2 separate regions of the Homo sapiens genome follow, and region 1 is linked to region 2. Evidence: chromatin loops called from intact Hi-C (ENCODE). Cell type or tissue: sigmoid colon. All regions are shown on one strand. Links, peaks and the distances in the headings refer to the core of each region. The heading gives the core; the rest is flanking DNA.

Region 1 (7,266 bases), core at 1,352-6,351, 68 kb before region 2:
TTTTGTATTTCTCCCACACTCCCCCATTCCTTACAGTCCACATCCTTCTCTGGAAAAGTGTCTCTGGTGCTTCAAAGATAATTGCTTTCACCCCACCCTTCCCAGGAATCACACAGATCATCCTCTATCTGGAGGACCAGACCTCCATCCTCCGGAGGACCTTGTTTTGGGAATGAGCAAAACAGAAAACCACAAAGCCAAGCTGGGGTGGATATTATGAGCTTTCAGTTTGGCTCAGAGAGAAGGCTGAAGCCATCCCTGCCATCTGGTGACTCAGATCCAAGTGCCTAAATGATACATAGTCCAGGGCATCCGAGCAGGGAGTGGGAGAGGACATCCACCTGGGCACTGCCGCAGGGGTTCTCCATCCTCTGCATCTGCCCCACGCCTGCCAGCTCAGACTCCAAATCCCTGTCCCAGGAAGCTCTGTTGCTTGCACCTTCACTGAAAGCTTAGGCTGAACTAGCAAAGCTCCCCAGGCGAGGTATCTCGATGGTTTACATTATCTGACTGATATTAGATCTTTTCCTGAAAGCCTGGTTTAATGAGGGGGGAGGGGAGTCAGTGTGTGGCCATGGATTTGTGAGGCAGGAAAGTGAGATAAATACTTTGGAGGGACAAAAAAAAAAAGAGAGAGAGAGACTAGGCAGACATAGGATGAGCTGGCAAATGTGGGTAGCCTTGGACTGACCACATAGTGAAATAAAATAACAGCTAATGTTTGAGGGCTTAACATGTGCTAGCTACACGGGGTAGTGCAAAAAACTTTGTTAGAAACTATCCAACAATTGTTTTGGGCAGGTGACATTACTAGCTTCATTTTACAAATGAGGTCCTAGAGACAGAGAGAGGCTAAGTCACTTGTTCCAAGTCACATAGCTGGTTAGCAGAGGGGCCACTTCCAACCCTGTCTATTCCCTGCATTGCAACACGATTGCTTCTCTGCCCAGTGTCTATCAGACTCAACACCAAGTTATTGGATACGACTGATTTATTTCTTTGATCATTGCTTCCTCTAAATGGATAATTTGCCTCCTTCTCTGGGAAAGACAGCAAAGGACTATGAAGACACTTGTCAGTCCATGATGGCTTAGGAGATTGGGGGTCTAGAGAACTGCCCATTGGCATGCTAGCAAACTGAGTGGTACCTCAACTGGTCATTGGTCTTCTATGGACTTTAGTCTCTTCATCTATAAAGTGGAGGTGGACATGTTTCATGATGGCAAGAGTTCTAGTTAGCTTAAAATTTTGAGAGATCCCCTCCGTTTGCTAATTATGTGAGCTTCTAAGTACTGTGATCTCTTCGAGTCTCAATCTCAGCACCAGGCCAGTTGCAATGATAATTGTACTTTCTTTGTGAAGATTAAATGGGCCCTGATGCAACCATGGCTGAAGAACAACCACAGGTGAAATTGCTCTTGAAGGCTGGCAGTGATGGAGCCAAGACTGGGAACTGCCCCTTCTTTTTTTTTTTTTTTTTTTAATTGAGACAAAATTTCACTTTTGTTGCCCAGGCTGGAGTGCAATGGCACGATCTCGGTTCACTGCAACCTCTGCCTCCCGGGTTCAAACGATTCTCCTGCCTCAGCGTCTCGAGTAGCTGGGATTACAGGCACGCACCACCACGCCCAGCTAATTTTGTATTTTTAGTAGAGACGGGGTTTCTCCATGTTGGCGAGGCTGGTCTCGAACTCCCGACCTCAGGTGATCCACCCACCTCGGCCTCCCAAAGTGCTGGGATTATAGGCGTGAGCCACCGCGCTTGGCCAGGAACTGCCCCTTCTTCTAGAGACTGTTCATGGTGCTCTGGCTCAAAGGAGTCACTTTCAACATCACCACCATTGACACCAAGAGGTAGACCGTGACAGTGCAGAAGCTGTGCCCAGAAGGGCAGCTCCTGTTCCTGCTGCGTGGCATGGAAGCACACATAGACACCCAAAAGATTGAGGAATTTCTGGAGGCAGTGCTGTTCCCCTGCAGGTACCCCAAGCTAAGAGCTCTAAATCCTGAGTCAAACACAGCTGGGCTGGATGTATTTGCCGACTTTTCTGCCTACATCAAGTTCAAATGCAGGACTCAACGATACTCTGGACAAGGGGCTCCTGAGAGCCCTGAAGGTTTTAGACAGTTACTCAACATCCCCCTTCCCAGAAGAAGTGGATGACAGCAGTGCTGAAGATGAGGGCATCTCTCAGAAGAGGTTTCTCGATGGCAACGAGCTCTCCCTGGTTGAGTGCAGCCTGTTGTCAAAGCTCTGCATAGTCCAGGTGGACTGTGAGAAGTACCAGGGCTTCCCCATCCCTGAGACCTTCCGGGGATGGCATCGGTGCTTGGGCAGTGCCTATGCCTGGGAAGAATTCACCCCTACCTGTCCACATGATGAGGAGATCAAACTGGTCTGCAAGCAAGTGGCCAGGACCCTCAAATAAGCCCCTCCTAGGACTCCCTCGGCCCCCTCCATGTTCCCCACAAAGGCCCGGAGGGTTTTCACACCGGCCCTGGGGGTTTCCACATTGCTACCCAATGGACACACTCCAAATGGCCAGTGGTCAGGGACTCCTGGTGCACTTGTGCAGGGGTGTCGAGGGGGAAGGGGGAATGAGGGAAAAGGATGGGGATCCTGGGTGAGATTCGTATTGTGGGGTGGGGCAGGTAGAGCAACATACTTCACTAATAAAGTACAGAATTTAAAAAAGATTAGGGCAGGTGCAGTGGCTCACACCTGTAATCCGAACATTTTGGGAGGCCGGGGCGGGCGGATCACCTGAGTTCAGGAGTTCAAAACCAGCCTACCCAACATGGTGAAACCCTGTCTCTACTAAAAATACAAAAAATTAGCTGGGTGTGGTGGGAGGCACCTGTAATCCCAGCTACTCTGGAGGCTGAGGCAGGAGAACCACTTGAACCCACAAGGTAGAGGTTGCAGTGAGCCGAGATCACATCATTGCACTCCAGCTTGGGCAACAGAGTGAGACTCTGTCTAAAAAACAAACAAACAAAAAGATTAAATGAGGTAGTGCATAGAAGTCCACTGAGGCAAAACCAGGCAAGTCACACTTATGAGGATGGTTTTCTCATTGCAAACCCTAATCCCCACGTGTCAGAGGCTCCATACGCAGCAAGTTTTTTCTTCATTACATAACAGTGCAGCACTGATTTTCCCAGCTGGTTGGTTCTCATGGGAGGCTCTCCTCCTCCCAGGTATCGGGAGACCTCTTAATTCAGCAGGTGGAGAGGATGGAGGATGGGAGCTGGCATGCTAGATTTTGATGGATCAGGCCCGGAAGTGGTCAATATCACTTTTGTCACTTGTCATTGGCCACAACTCAATCACTCATTTCCCCCTAACTGCAAGGGAGGTTGGGAAATGTGGATGGCTGTGTTCCTCGGAGGAAAAGGAAAATGATTTGGAGAACGAGTTGCTGGTCTCTGCCACAGAGCTCTATAAATGATAGATAGTGATGACCATGACATTGTTGTTGTTAATCATTGTGTGGGAAGAAAAGAGAGATCCCATGACTTATTGGGATCAAGAAAGGATCAATCGCCATTTCCATACATGTGCAAGTGTGTGTGTACAGAGTGCGTATATGAGTGCATGTTCCCCAGAAAACCGAAGTCAAGGCAAACCTAATGTTCTGCCATTGGATTAGGGGGTGGAATCCCAGGGAGGGTTCAATACTGAACTGGCCAGCACTTGGTATTAGGAGCAATTGATTGCACAGTTTTAGGGGACTCTTCCAAAAATCCATATAGACAACTGCTTCTCAGGACAACCATCCAAGGAGGAGAGAAGAGAACAATTTGCCCACTGGTTCATGCTGCCCATCGGCCAATTATCTACTCTATGATGCATGAAGTCTTTCCTGTTGGTGCGTGGCTGGGCACTGGGCAGGTGCCACAGCATCCACGGCCTCCAAGGTGACAGGAAGTCCCCAGAGTGGGAGGAGGACTATGTCCAGCGTGGACACAGTAAGGTGCTTTGCAGAATGTGTTTGGAACCATGAAGGTCTGGCTGCCATAGTGGTGCCTAGAGTAAGGAGCCAAAGACCGCAGGTGAGACTGCGGTGATCTAGTAGTAGAGACGAGGTATCTGATACAGGTGTCACCTTTGCCAAGCTCACGGAAACCAGAACTGAAGAAACCCCTTGGCTCCAGGGCACTGGGTCAGCACACGGCCACATCCCTGCCTGCAGCTGAGCATGATTTCTGCCTTGCACTGTATCTGACCCTTGAGAGTTTGAGTGTTTGCTGGAAATAAAAAGCCCATGCACACATGATCCTCTGGGGCCGAGGCCCTGTCATCCTTCACGAAAATGAGCCCTTCAACAAATGTAAATACCCTCCGTGTTCTCCCGGAGGCCGGTCCTAACAAGGCCTCGCCAGGGCGCCTCGTAATCCCTGGGATTGCTGGAGCTTTTAGGTTTAACAGAGCAATTTGTAAGGCCGCCTGTCTTGCAGCCAGCTCTGCGGCGACTTGCCTGCGGTATGTTCCCTGGCGTCTCCTAGAAACTGTGGGCTGGACTCACGCAGGGCAGGCGAAGGGCTCTGCCTACCCCAAACTTGGAGCCCTCTGGATCCCAGAGTCTCACAGTGCTCCCGGGAAATTTCATAAGGGCAAGCATGATGCATTAGGCTTGGGGGAAGGGAATGAGATCCAAAGCCTGGAAGATGTGAGAGGTAGCAGACACCGTCTAGGAAAGCTGGGGTGATTTCCGAGCTTTCCGTGCAGGGTGCACGGTGTGGCGGAGGCAGAGCTCCAAGAGCTAAAATTCCCAGCTCGGCTTGGGGCCCCGGGTTGTGCCTAACTAGCTGAGGACCCTCAGGCAAGCTGACACCACTCCCTTCAATGGCTTCCAAAACCCTGGCCAAGGTTCTAAGGTGTGCACAGTGGGCACTGCTCCCCTCCCCACCCCGTCTCCCACCTCTGACCCTCACCCTTCCCAGCGACAGGGTTCTGTATTCCGTGCGGCCTGCCACGGGCCCGCCTCGGGGGTGCCCTGCAGAGCAGCCCGAGCACCTCCCTATGCACGTAGCTCCCTCCCTCGCGGCAACAGGCCGACTTCATCTCCCACCCCGGGAAGCCAGGCAGGACCCGAGACTGAGCTCTGGCCAGCGGACATGGGAAAGAGTGCCAGCTGCCCCTGAAACTTCTCCTGCCATTTGCTATGATTTCTTTTTTCTGTCTACTGGCCGGACACTGAGCTCCAGGGAAAGAAACTCCAAGACCTAGAAAACGGGTCCTGGACTCTCGAATGGCTCCATGGAGCCAACCACCCACCCTACTGCCCCACATTCTGTGCCGAGAGAGGAGCATGAGTCAGGTGAAGCTCCTGAAACCTGGGGTTGCTTGTTACAGCAGTGAGCCCCTGCGCATATATACATACTCAAGACACCAACTTAACCTCTTTGAGCCCATTTGCTTCATGGTGAAAACAGTAACAGTGCGTCTGCCCTGCTCAGCCAGCAGGGCTGCTGTGGGCTCAAGTGAGGTAGCTGCCACTCTGGTGCTGAGTCAGACCGGCCCCGGGGCTGCATCCCGTCAGCCCACCTCCAAGGCTGTTCAGCAGGGCCACCGTCAAGATTCAATGAGGTCGCGTGGAGAACGTGTCTCGATAGTGCCCAGGCCTGCAGTGGGCCCTGCGCCCATGCCCCTGGCCTTCCTTGGGGCTGGCTACCCTTCACTGTGCTCCCCAGCTCCAGTGCCAGTCTTCTCTGTCCACCTCTGAACTCTGGAGACGACAGAGCCTGAACCCCCTCATCCTCTCCCTGGCTTCCGGTTGGGTTCAGCTGCGGGAGGTGCCTTCAGCAGAGTGGTGTGCAGGACGAGAGATGTCAGGCCATTTCTTCCTCCTGCCGGTGGCCCTGTCCTTCTCTCACCACAGCTCCTCTCTTCCGTATCTCTGATGCTTCCAAGCTCCCCTTGCCCTCTCTAGTCTCAGGCTGGCCATGGCATCCCGCCGTGGCTTGTCTCTGGCTGTCTTCACCTGTGTGAGCCTCTGTAACTGGTCCCTTCATTAAAGGCTTGTCTCTGGCTGTCTTCACCTGTGTGAGCCTCTGTAACTGGTCCCTTCATTAAAGGCTTGTCTCTGGCTGTCTTCACCTGTGTGAGCCTCTGTAACTGGTCCCTTCATTAAAGGCTCTCCAGATCGCCAGCCAAGGGTGCTGCCTCTTTCCTTCCAGGACCCTGACTGCTGCCCCTGCTCAGTATCACAGAGGGCTCTTGGTTGGAGCAACAGACACTCATTCTGCCTTACTCAGCAGCAAAGGAATTTGGAAAGGGATACTGAAAAGCTTACAGAATTTCCAGAAGGCTTTAAGATGTGGAAATGAGAGCCTGGGAAATGAAAGCATAGAATCAGGCTGGTGGGGTGCAGCTTCCACCACCAGAGCTGGGCTCGGAGGCCACAGCATGAGCCCCAGCCCCCTGCGCTGCGGCCATTGGCACCCCAGGGAGCGGGTGCAGTGAAGCTGTCAGGAGCACCATCTCCAGAAGTGGTTCTCCTCTCTTCCAGCTTCTTGGCCACACGAGTCCAGACTCCAATGTCCAAGTGCACGCCAGTGGTTGTCACTTGCTACGCCCCCACTGCTGGGGAGCTTGCACACTGAGCATTTGGCACCACAGACGTTTGGGCAGGGTGTTTTGGGTGCTGGGTGGATGCACTGGACACTTTCCAGCTGCTCCCTGTGTCTGCCTCTCCTTCCTTTTCCCTCTGTGCCCTCAGAGATTGTAACGTGGACTCCCCTGCATCGTATTAATCAGGCTCCTTTGCCCTGGCATCTTGTTGAGTTCAGCCAAATCAAGATACAGCAAGAGATGCGAGGGAGGTGGGGAGAGAAGCTGGGTAGTCACTGGCCTTGCTACAGACTTGTACATAGGCTGGCTGTGTCCCTCTGAAGAAGGCCACAGCTCCTGTTGGACAGGCCCCTCTCCACTGGGCCTCTTTGTGTCTGGGGTTCCAGTAACTCCCCCACCAACCCCTCAGTCATGGTGGTGGTCTCTGCTCCCTGCTGTTTATGTTTTGCAGGGGGAGGAGAGCTGTACCACCCTTGTTGCTGTCTTCTGTAAATTGTCCTCATATGAAACTCTTTCCAAGTCACCATGTAAGAGGGACATCGATTTCTTGCTGGCGTCTTGATTGTTAGGGCAGGCAAAAATAAACAGGTAAGCAGGAAGGCCACAGTTGACCACACTCACGGCAGCTCTCCTGGGCTGCCGAGCACCTCCCTATGCACGTACCTATGCACCTCCCTTTGTTGTGGGCT
Region 2 (7,266 bases), core at 1,520-6,519:
GCTTTATATTATAATCCCCAAGGAAACATGTTTATAGCCCACATGCAGTGCCCACACCCAGGCATTCTAGTGCAGGGAGTCTGGCAGTCACGGGCATGTGTGTTTTGAAGGAGCTCTCCGGGTGAGGACGGGCCCTCAGATCATTCCCTCTAGCATTGGACACTTCTCTAACCACATATATTTGGTTGAATAGGGTCCCCAAAATCCATGTCCTTCTCAGAACCTCAGAATGTGACTTCATTCGGAAACAGGGTCTTTGCAGGTGTCGTTAGTTGAGATGAGGTTATACCGGGGCCAGGAGGGCCCTAGTTCAATGACTGGTGTGCATAGAAGAAGAGGAGAGGGACAGGCAGAGACACACAGAGGAGAAAGTCAGGAGACTGACAGCAGGGAGGCTGGTGATGATGGAGGCAGACACGGAGGTCGTAAAGCTGCGAGCCAAGGAAAGCCGGGGACTGCCACCAACAGCCAGAAGTTGACAAGCCTTCAGAGGGGGCTCTGCCCTGCTGGCACCCTGACTTTGGACTTCCGGCCTCCAGAACTGGGAGAATACATTTCTGTTGCAGCAGACACAGGAGGCCAATATACCACCTGACGCCATGGCCGTTCTGGACGGGGACCCACGAACGAAGAATTTGGGAAAATCGGACACTCTGCAGCAATGCAGGGTGGGATTCGGAGGATTTCCCACATGAAGGCAGGGTCCTGGGAGGGTTGGGTTGGAAATTAGAATCCAGACAACAAGCCTGGATTTGGCCTCGGATTCTTGGGGCGAGAATCTAAAAGCAGATTTTCCCACTTTTGGTTGACTTCTCCTCCACTCTGAGATGAAGGGTTTGGCCTGGGAAGGGAGTTCTCAAAAGGTAGCGCATGAACCAGCAGCAGCAGCAGCTCGTGAGGGTACTGTTGAAAATGCAGATGCCTGTGCTCCCCCGAGCCCCTTTGAAGCAGCATCATCAGAGATGCAGCCTGGAAATCTGCATTTTCACAAAGTCCCCGGTGATTTGAGAGCATGCACGTGTGTTACGCACTGACCTGGAAGAGGTTCAGCGTTTAGTGATAAATGAGTCTCTACAAATGTAAACACAGTCTCACTCCCTGGAAACACTCCCTGGAAAAGGGGAGCAGATGTGCAGCACCTTAACCTGGAAACCGAGCCCTTGGGAGTAAGGGCATGAGGTTGTAGCTGGGATCCTAGTACAATAAGGTGATTTTGGCACCCACTTTACAAAGAGCTTAAGCAAGACCCCTATAAGGCGAAGACTATCGCCCAAATGTGTCAGGGCATTTGGCCTCTGATTCCCAATTACGGGAAAGCAGTTTAAGGATTTAAGCAGTTATGTGTTTCTTTCCTTTATCTGGGACTGAGCTATGAAAACCTCCATGTGGATATGCTTAAAGAGATACCCTGATTAGGAGGGAGGAGAGGAAAGAAATCCCTTGTTACATTAGAATAACAATTTCAGCTGCCGTACCAAGCAAATCTGAGAAGGCATTTTTTAAACATAGATTCATTATTCAGGAAAAGAGAGTTAATAAACAAAACACAAAGCCTGAACTCAACTGGAATCTAAAAGCCAAGTTGAACTTTCTTTTTCTAGCATGGGTTATGATGTTATCTCATTCATTTATTTCATTCCTGGATTAACGTGGTTTTACTCAGTCTTAATCTTTACTAGATTTTTCCACCTCAGGTGGGAAAAAGTGGATTTTGCATACCTTTTGAATTTTATAGGTAGAGAAAGAAATCATAAAGAAAAAGATTAACATATTGGACTATGTAAAATCCTTTTATGAATCCATCACAAAATTAGAAAGTAAACAACAAATTGGGGAAAATGTTACCAACATCCTTGAAAGATGGTCTAACTTTCTCATTGGCCTTTGGAAGGCTAAGAGACCTATTGTAATGAAGGGATAAGGCAAATCACTGTCCTTAAAATGCAGATGACCCTTGAAAATCAGGAAGATAAAGTCGATCACCCTAAGAGGTGAAGGGCAAAAAGTATTATCAAGCAATTTATAAAAGAAGAAATCCCACTGGCCAACTAACATAGAAAACTAATCATCTACAATAACAAGAAAACACACAGAGACACAGATGTTCTTTCTTTTTTGTCTGCCAAATTGGCTAAGTTTTTAAAAATTACAGTATTCAATAGGAAACGTTTGAGAAAAGTACTCTTATCATATATTGCTGGTAAAATTGTAAATTGTTACAATCTTTTTGGAGGGCAATTTGGCAAAGGGTATCAAATGCCTTAAAAAGTGCATGTCTTCAAAAATAATCATATTTGTAGGAATTGGTTCAAAGGAAATACTCAGAGGTTCTGCAAATATTTACAGATAGAGAGATAGATAGATTTATTACAACATTAAATGTGTGTGTGTGTGTGTGTGTGTGTGTGTCCTAAAAATGGCAATTACATAAATAACTAGTAAACAGTAATTGGGCAAATAAAGGATGGGCCATATCCGCAAGTAAATGCTTTGTATGGTGAGAAATTATGTTCTTAAAATATTTAGCTGGGCGTGGTGGCTCACGCCTGTAATCTCAGCCCTTTGGGAAGCCAAGGTGGGTGGATCACTTGAGGCCAGGAGTTTGAGACCAGCCTAGGCAACATAGCGAGACCCCTGCCTCTCCTCTAAAAGAAAGAAAAAAATATTTAAAGTTGTCAGAAGTGTTTGCAAAACATAATTATAGGACAAACAGTTTACGAGGAAGTACGTGTGTCATGATTTAAAAATTAAGCGTTTTATTTGGTGATCTAGAAAAACTATGACCATTTGAAGTAAATTCAAGTGTAAATAATAACAACCTTTGACTTTACAGACACGCTGAGGTTATTTGCGGAAGGCGGGACGGAGGCGACTGAACCATCACTGCCGCGTCTGATTTTTGTTTCAGTTTAAGTGCTTGACTGTGGTTTCCAAATTTCCTACAATGAACATGTGGGGTTTTTCAAAAAAACAAATATGTGAAATCTTTCTCTGTCTAGTTCCTTCGCCTTTACTTTTCTTGATGGTTTGTGAGCTAAGGTGGGCTTTCTACATGGACTTGGAATATTTGAGGAAAGATGGGGCAAGGAAATAAGAAATAATTGCTGCTCTGTGGCAGAATAAACTGTGAAGGCCCCCTCCTGGCCTGCTTCACCTCAACAGGCCGTGGACCCTGGCACCCAGCTGCCTACGGACAGAAAAGCCTCTTGGGAGGTCCAGGCTCTGCCGCACCCTCCCCACAGCAGCTGCTGCCACAGCTACGCCTCTGTTTATCTGCTTGATGTATGCGGTGTTGTGGAAATACATTGGAACGAAGGGCTCTGTGGATTTCAGTGGTTTGAGATGTTGTTGCTCTGGAACATGAACCCATCTTTGATCCACCAAGGAGCACGGGCTAGCTCTCTTAGACTTGATGTTGAAAGGTCGAGAATCTAGAACCCCAAATCAAGACATGGAAGAATTCAAGTTCAAGGCCGCATTTATTGAGTGGGTGCCGGCCCTGTTTTTTATGAATAGCAGCTTTTTAAATTTTCACAATAGTCCTAGGGAATAGGCACTCTGATTATGCCTACTTTACAGAGGAAGAAACTGAGGCCCAGGTAACATAAATGGTAGAACCAGGACTGGAACTGAAGGCTGACTTCAGAGTCCCTGCTCTTAACGGGTCTAAGACTCATGCGAATCTGTGGGACCCAGGGACTCTGAGGGCAAGAGTGGAGAGGCTGCCACTGGTACCCGGAGGTGTGGATGATGTCACCTGGGGGTGGGTGGGTGGCTGAACTTGGGATCACTGGGTCATGCCCTGGAATTATGAGTTGGAGTGCTTCCTGGAAAGAGATGGACACCTGTTTGGATATAGTGGAGAGAATGGCAGCCTCCAGAAAGATACCTCCATGTCCTAAACCTAGAACCCGTGAAGCTGACCTTATTTGGATAAAGAGTCTTTGCAGATGTAATGAAATTAAGAATCTCAAGATGAGATCATCCCAGGTTATCCAGGCAGCCACTAAACCCGAAGATCAGAGACACACAGAGAGAAGACCAGGAGAGCATGCCAGGAAGACAGAGCCCAGACTGGAGCGATGCACCACGTGCCAAGGGGCGCCAGCAGCCAACAGATGCTGGAAGAGGGAAAAGGCGTCCAGAGGGAGCACAGCTCTGCCCACACCCTGATTTGAGACTTCTGCTCTCCAGAACCGGGAGAGAATACATTTCTATCGTTTGGAGCTCCCTTGGTTTTTGGTGGTTACAGCAGCCACAGGAGACTCATACCTAATAACGAGACCCAATAAGGCCGTTCTTGTACTTATTTGTGTTTCTCTGAACAAGGTTGTTCCAGCTCTTGGTGTCGGGGGAGAAAGCCTATGTCAGATGATGCCAGGCGGGACACTTCACTGTGCAGGAATCCACAGGTCTGTGCCTCTCTGAGCCTTGGCAGGGAGCTAGAAATAGCTCAGGCGCAGCACCCTTTTTTGGTTAATGGACTGGGCTTGCAGTGCCTGCCACTTAAACAGCTACGCCAGGCGGGAGGCTGCAGGGAGCTCAGCTCCTTCCCTCCCTGCCCCTCCTTATCATGATGGATTGCCTCTCAGGAGTGAGATGGAAACTTAAAATGCTTCGCTCTGCACAGCTCCGGGCAATGCCTGGCTGCTTTTCCTCGCAAATTCAGGGTCATAAACTTTTAAAAATAGGCACAGGGCTGCCAGTCTCATTAAAAGAGACTCTGATTTATTGAGATGCATGGGCATCGTTTTCAGATAGTTCTGGAACTTTTTGGAAAGATCCTACTTATGATCATCGTGAGTTTGCCCTCAGTCCTCCTTCTCCTCCTTGGAAGTTAGTTTTCTTCCCTGCAGGAGCAAAAAAGAAGCCAGCAGCCTTGAGGACTTTCTGGATACCCTCAGAGGAAGCAAACATCTGGTGCTCTATAAATGCTTCCCTAATGGTTTGAGCTGAAGAAGTAAAAACCACTCTTCTGAATGGCTTAGAGGAGCCAGTTGGATTGATGAGCAAGCAGCCGTGTCCAGTTATGTTTTTACTGAGCGTGTCAGGATGAAAACCTTCTGCAAACGGGGATTTTCCCAAAAAAAAGGTGGTGGGTGGGGTGGGGTGGGGGTGGACATGTGGCACCCATAGAGCCCTGTTGTTAAAAGTATATTTAGCCAATTTTGTTTGGATAATGGTGGAAGATAAAATTTGCCAGGGACCCAGCTGACCTCTTTACAACTGAAATCAGATCCATTAATCTGAGTACAAAATACAGAGGGTTACAGCTTACTGATCACGTTGTTCTTTCTTTTATCCAGGCAACAAACAATGAAGGTAGGTATCACGTATAATCCCGCTAAAGAAAAATGCCTATTAAATGTTGAATACAACTCCCTTTTAGTACTTTTTTTCTGTTTTGTATATTGTGTGTACTTAAAATCTGTATTCTACATGGCTATTTGTAACCCTTCATCCCACTCAATATGCTGTGAACATTTTAACATGCATTAAGTATTTTATGGCCTCATTGTAAATGAATAGTTTTCCATCATAGAAAGGTATCCAAATTCATTTAACGAGTCCCTGTTGTGGCATATTTGCTATAATAATCTGATTAAGCACTGGGTTTTTGTTCTAGGGGTTGAGCAAGAGGTAGATTCTGTTTCCTATAAATTCTTTTTCTCTGAGTACACAGGCCACGTTGGATGCCAGTTTTCGTCTTCCTGCTGGGATTACATGTGGTAGACAGGGAATGTTTCCTCACCAGCGTGGTGAGTTAAAGGCTGTCATTTCAGACCCTTCCAGGCAGGGGCTGGAGCATGCTGATGACAGAGAGAGACATGGAATTCTTCCAACAGCCTGTGGGTCCCTAGGAAGCTGGAACATTCTTTGTCTGATTAGAGGAAGAATGGCATTTCTGAAAGTGGGTTTTGTGGGTGCATAAAAAGCCCAAAAAAGGGTCTGTTCTGGAAAGTTGGCCATCAGAACCTTCCCTTGATGTGATGGAGTATATCAAAGAATCACATTTGGGTGCCACTAACAGAACCCCCCGACCTCACCCCACCCCCACCAGTTGGTGGCTTGAACACAGTTGGTACGAGTTTTTTTTTTCTCAAGTGCTGAGAAATCCTAAGGCTGCAGTAAATAGCATTGGTTCAATACAACGCTGTCAGAGTCGAGATCTTTTCCATTTTCTCTAACTTTCTTTTATTGTTACCTCATGGTGTCAAGATGGTGGCGACATCTCCACCAGCCCATCCCTGCTCCAGGTGGAAAGACGGGAGTAAGTGAAGGTCAAATGAACAGATTCTGTTTGACTCTAGGGGCAATGATGCGTACAGCCAGTTGGCTCTAATGGCGTCACATGATTATACCTATTTGCAAGGGAGATTGGGAAATGTAGTTTTTTAGATGCCCATTAAAACTTGGCTCTGTTAATAAGAAATAAGGGAAGAATAAATGTTGTGTGGATAATCAATAATTTCAGCGATGTGAAGCAAGCTGAGAATTGTTTTGAAAATGGACAGGCTGGGTATGGTGGCTCACACCTGTAATCCCAGCAATCTGGGAGGCTAAGGCAGGAGGGCTGCTTGAGCCCAGGAGTTTGAGACCAGCCAGGGCAACATAGCAAGACCCCATCTCTACAAAAAGAATTAAAAAATTAGCTGGGCATGGTGGCACATGTCTGTAGTCCCAGCTACTTGGGAGACTGAGGTGGGAGAATCGCTTGAGCCCAGGAGGTTGAGGCTGCTGTGAGCTGAGATTGCGCCACTGCACTCCAGCCTGGGTGACAGAGCAAGACCCTGTCTCAAACAAAAAAAGAAAAGAGTCAGATATTTAAAGGGTAGACTACAGAAGCAAAGTAATTCACCAGTCTGAAAATAAATGTTTTATTCACAGCATTGCCTCTAAATACAAACCACTGTGTCATCCTCAGGGTGCTTTAGATGGCTTTCTATAGACTTCAACCACGTTAGGGGACAGTTGGTGACCAAAGAAAGAACATCTGATTACCACTGGCATTGCTTAGTTTAAACAGTCTAAAATCAGTTCTGTAGAGGCAGACCATGATATAAGGATCCACATGTGGGTGGCTTATCAAGGAAGAAAGACTTCCCAGAGAGATGAGTGAGGGAGCAGTGGAAGCAGGACAGAGAAGGACAAGCTGAGCAGTTGCCATTTCAGGCACGGTCCCAGCCGGAGCCTTTTTCGGCAGCATTGCTCATTGTTCTTAAGGCAGCTGGGGCTTTATTGGCCCTGCCCTCGTCAGTCACTGGC

What was found. Hi-C counts contacts between places; a loop is a spot of excess contacts. Peaks named below come from ENCODE experiments on the same cell type or tissue, not always from the same donor. Only the 100,000 strongest peaks of a DNase experiment are listed, where the experiment ranks them.
Region 1: it touches region 2 in a loop (4-fold over the local background); 4 of 110 quality-filtered maps call a loop at or near these places.

Annotation. Positions count from the first base shown.
Region 1 is chr16:86,430,004-86,437,269 of GRCh38, reverse strand. It overlaps the pseudogene LOC401864. Among named protein-coding and RNA genes, the nearest start is that of FENDRR, 75 kb to the left of the region's middle. RefSeq lists a silencer at 3,747-3,976. In sigmoid colon, for the core only: no CTCF peak of the experiment used is centred there; DNase peaks (open chromatin) are centred at 4,449, 5,006 and 5,551; H3K4me3 peaks cover 501 bases; H3K27ac peaks cover 2,507 bases.
Region 2 is chr16:86,361,687-86,368,952 of GRCh38, reverse strand. No RefSeq gene overlaps it. Among named protein-coding and RNA genes, the nearest start is that of LINC00917, 20 kb to the right of the region's middle. RefSeq lists an enhancer at 612-781. In sigmoid colon, for the core only: no CTCF peak of the experiment used is centred there; DNase peaks (open chromatin) are centred at 3,200, 4,102, 4,492 and 5,732; H3K4me3 peaks cover 544 bases; H3K27ac peaks cover 844 bases.